2 separate regions of the Mus musculus genome follow, and region 2 is linked to region 1. The links are chromatin loops, found by intact Hi-C in ENCODE. Cell type or tissue: left cerebral cortex. All regions are shown on one strand.

Region 1 (2,500 bases):
TTGGGGTTCAAATGGTTTAAAAAAACAAAAACAAACAAAAACAGAACAAAACAAAACAAAACAAAAATACTATTTTATGTATTTTGCCCGCGCATACTCTGTGTACCACATGCCTGTCTGGTGCACGAGGAAGCCAGACATATGTGTTGGATCCTCGAGAGGTGGAGTTACAGATGGTTGTAAACCACCATGTGGGTAGCCAGGTCCTCTGGATGTCAGATCCAGGACCTCTGGAAGAGCAACTGCGCTGAGCCATCTCGCTAGCTCCCAAGTGCTTTTAAAAATAATAAAAACTGGGTAATTTCTGAAGAAAAGCCGCACATAAGCTATATGTGTACAGGACTGTGGGGAAATTATACAGAGAATGAGTCCTGCAGTTTGGGATTGTTTGATTTTTTTTTTCCTCCTATAGTGAATGGAATTTTTAATTTTCTATAGCTTTTTAACATCTGACCGATAGCTTTATGGTTCATGCTCTCAGCCCTTTATTTCAAGTGTCTTTTTTATAGAATGAGTTTCTAGAAGAGGAAACAAATAAGAGGAAATAAACAAATTTTGTTATTCATATAAACAAAGCAATGTTTCCTCTTGTTCCTGTTTTTGTTGGTGGTGGTCTTGTTTGCTTGGTTTTTTGTTGTTGTTGTTGTTGTTGTTCTTTTACTTTGTCTGTTTAGAGTAGATGCTATTTTCATCCTGTTTGCTCTTTGTTTGTTTGTTTGTTTGTTTGTTTGAGGCCTGGTCTCACTATAGATTATATTTATTTGTTTGTTTGCTTGTTTGTTGTTTATTTATTTATTCATTTAATTATTTATTTAGAGATAAGGTCTCACTATGTAGACCAGGCTAGCCTGCACCTCCCTATGTAGACCAGGCTGACTTCCACTGGTCTCTACCTCCTGAGTACTGGGATCAAAAGCCAGTACTACCACACTAGCTCCAAACTCACTTTGAATTCATTATATAGACCAGGTGTCCTCAGACTTAAGGTCCCTTTGTCATAACATCCCCCTGGTTGGCATTACGGGTGATGTCATCAGCTTCATTTCCATATTGGGCAATACACAAACCACCTGTAACTCCAGCTCCAGGGACTCTGATGCCCTCTTCTGGACCCCGCAGATATGTGCATATGCACATACACATAATTAAAAATATTTTAAAAGATGAGTGTCTGTTTTCTTTCTTTTCTAAATCCTGGCTGCAAATAATACATGACGTGAAAAATGAGAAGATATTATAATACAGGTCAGCAGCAAATCTTCTCTCAAGGTGTGTAAATACATTGTTTCATATTAATATGTATAACTACTTTTTTAATTATTATTTTTTGAGTTTTGAGACAGGTTTTACTCTGTAGCCCTGGCTGGCCTGGAATGCATTATGTAGACCAGGCTGGCCTTGAACTTGGGGAAATAGCTTCTGCTTTCTGAGAGCTGAGATTATAGGTGTGCATCACTATGACTGGCCTCATCATTATTTTTTATGGCTATTATCTCTTCAGCATATGCCATTTAGTTATGTAGCATTTATAAATAATACCTGTTAAGTAGTACACAATAATTAATTAGATTCCCATTATTGGAGCTAAAGACTTATTTTCTATTTGTTTGGTTAATTTATTTACTTGTCTATTTTTCAGCCAGGGTCTCACCATGTAACCCTTGTATGTAAGGCCTTGTGTTCTTCCTGCAGCCTCTGTGTGCTAACCTGAAAGGCAGCTGCCACTACACACCATGGCTCATTTTCTTAGTCCCTTTGAACAATGCCATCCCAGCAGAGTCCTTTCTTGTAATCTTTGCTGTCTTGCATATGGAGTTTTGTAGAATTGATTATTAGACATGGGAATCTGAATTCCCAAACCAGAGTGATGGGTTAGACCAATGGTTTCCAACCTGTGGGTCTCGAACCCTTTGGGGACTTAAAGCATACGTTTACTCTATGATTCATAACAGTAGCAAAGTTACAATTATGAAGTAGTGACAAAAATAATTTTATGGTCGGGGGTCACCATAACATGAGGAGATATAGTAAAGGATCTCACAAGTAGGAAGATTGAGAGCCACTGGGCTAGACAACCTTGACAAATTACCAAGCCCACGGGATGTGGCTCTGAATCTCCTACACTATACTCCTGAAGTCAACCCTGTATGAAAGTCTTGAGGGGACTACAGAGCTGCGTGACTTGCCATTTCCTCATCAGTACATCACCCCTTCCTCCGTGGCTGGTCAACTAGAATCTCGCCCACCCTACCCCCACCCCCACCCTGTCTCTGGTCTCTCTGCATTCGGAGTGTGTCACCTCCACTGAGCCTGCACCAACAGCGATGACCACATCACCTACAAATGCTCGTGTCTCATCAACCTTATCCCATGTTTGTATTGTTCTGGTTCCAGAATGCTGATACTTTAAGCCTGAGGCTCTAACTTGAGCAGGAAGAGTTTATTTTGGGGATGAGGAATCTCCCCCCCAGAGACAGGCCTCTCTCAACCTTGCTCTCTC
Region 2 (2,500 bases), 87 kb before region 1:
CAGCCCCAAGTCTGAGCTTTCAAATTCTACCCCCCAGAGAGCCAAACAAAGGGTCGCCATCTGTCTCCTTAGTCAGTGCAGTTTGCTTACTCATGGCTCGTGATGTTCCTCTGAGAACAATGAGTCAGCAAACTTGCAGAGCTTTAGCAAGAGTGCAGGAGGAGGCTGCCTGAGAACATCAGATTTAAGTGAGCAATATGGAAAGGAGTCACGTGACGTTATTCACTAGCCATTTGCTCAAGTAGGGGGTTTCCCACTCTAAAAAGTACGTGCACAGATAAAGAGAAAAAGAGAACTAAAATAATTAAGATATTTGAGCTAGAAGATACCTTGGTATCTTCAAATACACACCTTTTTTTTTTTTGAGGAAAATGTACATCTGCCTGTTATTTTCTGATGAAGCCCCGTCTACACCACCAAGCCATTGCTTTCCTGACTTCAGGAGCCTTGCCTGGTCTTGCTTGCTACTTACTAGAATAGCATCGAGCACGCAGCCAGTGAATAGTGAACATAGTATGCTATCAACAGAGAGTAAGTAAACACAGAGTCAACACCATATGAATAACTAACAACTGTGTTCCCCACATGTTAGACAGACAGGCTTTAATCAACCAAGGACATGTTAAATTCTACTGCAAGTATAGAGCTCTGAGAGGAAAGGCTTCCCAGTGGAGACTTCCCTAAAGGAAAGGTTACAGCTCTCTGCAGGGGAAGGTTTCCCCAGTGGGAATGTTAGAGGTCTGAGGGAGAAGGTTTCCCCAGTGGTGGGAGTGTTAGAGGTCTGAGGGAGAAGGTTTCCTGGCAGTTCAGAGCCAAAGAATACCACAAAGTTACACCACAGAACAAGAGACTTGTGGCTGTTCATGTTCGAGTGAGAAGCAGCAGAGAACTGAGCAGGAAACAGGTTTATATAGGGTTTCTTTTTCTTTTTAAGATTTATTTATTATCATACATAAGTACGATGTAGCTGTCTTCAGATGCACAAGAAGAGGGCATTAGATCTCATTACGAGTGGTTGTGAGCCACCACGTGGTTGCTGGGATTTGAACTCAGAACCTTCAGAAGAGCAGTCAGTGTCCTTACCCGCTGAGCCATCTTGCCAGCCCTATATAGGGTTTCTTAGGGGCGGAGCTTTCCAGGATTGAAATTTCCAGGGTGGAAATTGGTAGGATTTCAAGTCCTAAGCTTGGGGCAAGCCCAAGCATTGAGGTTGTTCTGAGCCAGGGATTGGTGGGAGTTTGATCTGAGCTCAGAGATTGAATTGGTGTTTGTTTGTTTGTTTGTTTGTTTGTTTGTTTTATAGCTCAGGCATTGGTGGGTTTTTTTAGCTCTGGGATTGGTGGGTTTGGGGTGGGTTTTCAAACCTGGAAGTGAGCTCAGAGCTTTTACCCTACATCTACTACGTACAGTGCATATACATTTCTAAATTTCCGTGACTGCATTAGTCACTTCTAGTGTTGCTGTGGCAAAATAACAGCTGATAGAAAACACCTCAGGAGGTGAAGGATTTCTGGTGGCTCACACTGTAGGAGTAGGAGTCCCTGGCTGCCTGAGCTCAGGAATATGGGCAGAAGCAAGTCAGTGGAGACTATGGGAGAGGTGGTTCCTCACCTCATGAAGGAGGAAGGAGTGGAGAACAGGCTTATAATATTCAATGGCGTACTCTAGTGATCTAGTCTTCCAACTAAAGATCCGTCTCCGTAAGTTTCTACAACTCCCTCAAATAATGTGATCATCTGGTGGTGGTCCAAGTCTCCCACACAAGAGCCTGCAGGGGACATTTCACCTTCAAACCATAATGTTCTGCCTCTGCCCTGCCCCGCAAAAGCTCCTAGGCATCTTGTAATGCAAAATGCACGCAGTCTGTCCCCAAAATTCCAGTGGTTCCAATACTATTTACAGTAGAGGTCCAGAGTCTCTAACTCAAGCTAATCCCTTTGCTGAGAGCCCATCTAAAATTAAAAGAAAAGAAAATGGGAAAGTTACATACTTCCATAATTAAAGGCCCAGAGTAAACATTCGCATGTTAGAAGGGGGAAATGGGGCATAGAAAGAAGGGGTAGGCCCAAGGCAGGAATGAAATCCAGCAGATCATGAGTTAACCGCTGTAGCTCCATGGTCAACAACTGGGCAAGCTGTAGTATGATGTGAGTCCCAACAGGCTTGGGCAACTCTGTCCCTAAGACCGTTCCGTTCGTAGTCTACTTGGTCTTCCTCTCACTTGGGTTGGCTCCAGTCATCGCTCAGATTTTGCTCAACCAATGTTCCATGTTCCTAGCATCTCCATTACCCTGGAGCCTCCATTACAGTCTGAGTGTCGCCTTCATAGATTCATGCATCACTCCCTTGGGAACTTCAGAGATTCTGCCTCTGCTGCACATGGTTTGGTACCTTCTGATATACAGAGTTGGACAGGAATGTAGGAAAGAAGACAGATGTATAGTGAAGGGTGAGGTGCCCAGTTCTAACCTGCTTTCGGTCACTCACTCGCGTTGTGGTT

What was found. A loop is a pair of places that touch in the nucleus more often than their neighbours do. Peaks named below come from ENCODE experiments on the same cell type or tissue, not always from the same donor. Only the 100,000 strongest peaks of a DNase experiment are listed, where the experiment ranks them.
Region 2: a loop joins it to region 1, with 2.4 times the contacts of the local background. A loop is called at or near these places in 3 of 42 quality-filtered maps.

Annotation. Positions count from the first base shown.
Region 1 is chr10:88,619,572-88,622,071 of GRCm38, reverse strand. No RefSeq gene overlaps it. Among named protein-coding and RNA genes, the nearest start is that of Mybpc1, 16 kb to the right of the region's middle. In left cerebral cortex, a CTCF peak has its summit at 1,103 (motif pointing left); no DNase peak of the experiment used is centred here.
Region 2 is chr10:88,706,517-88,709,016 of GRCm38, reverse strand. No RefSeq gene overlaps it. Among named protein-coding and RNA genes, the nearest start is that of Gm4925, 23 kb to the left of the region's middle. In left cerebral cortex, no CTCF peak of the experiment used is centred here; DNase peaks (open chromatin) are centred at 86, 763 and 1,504.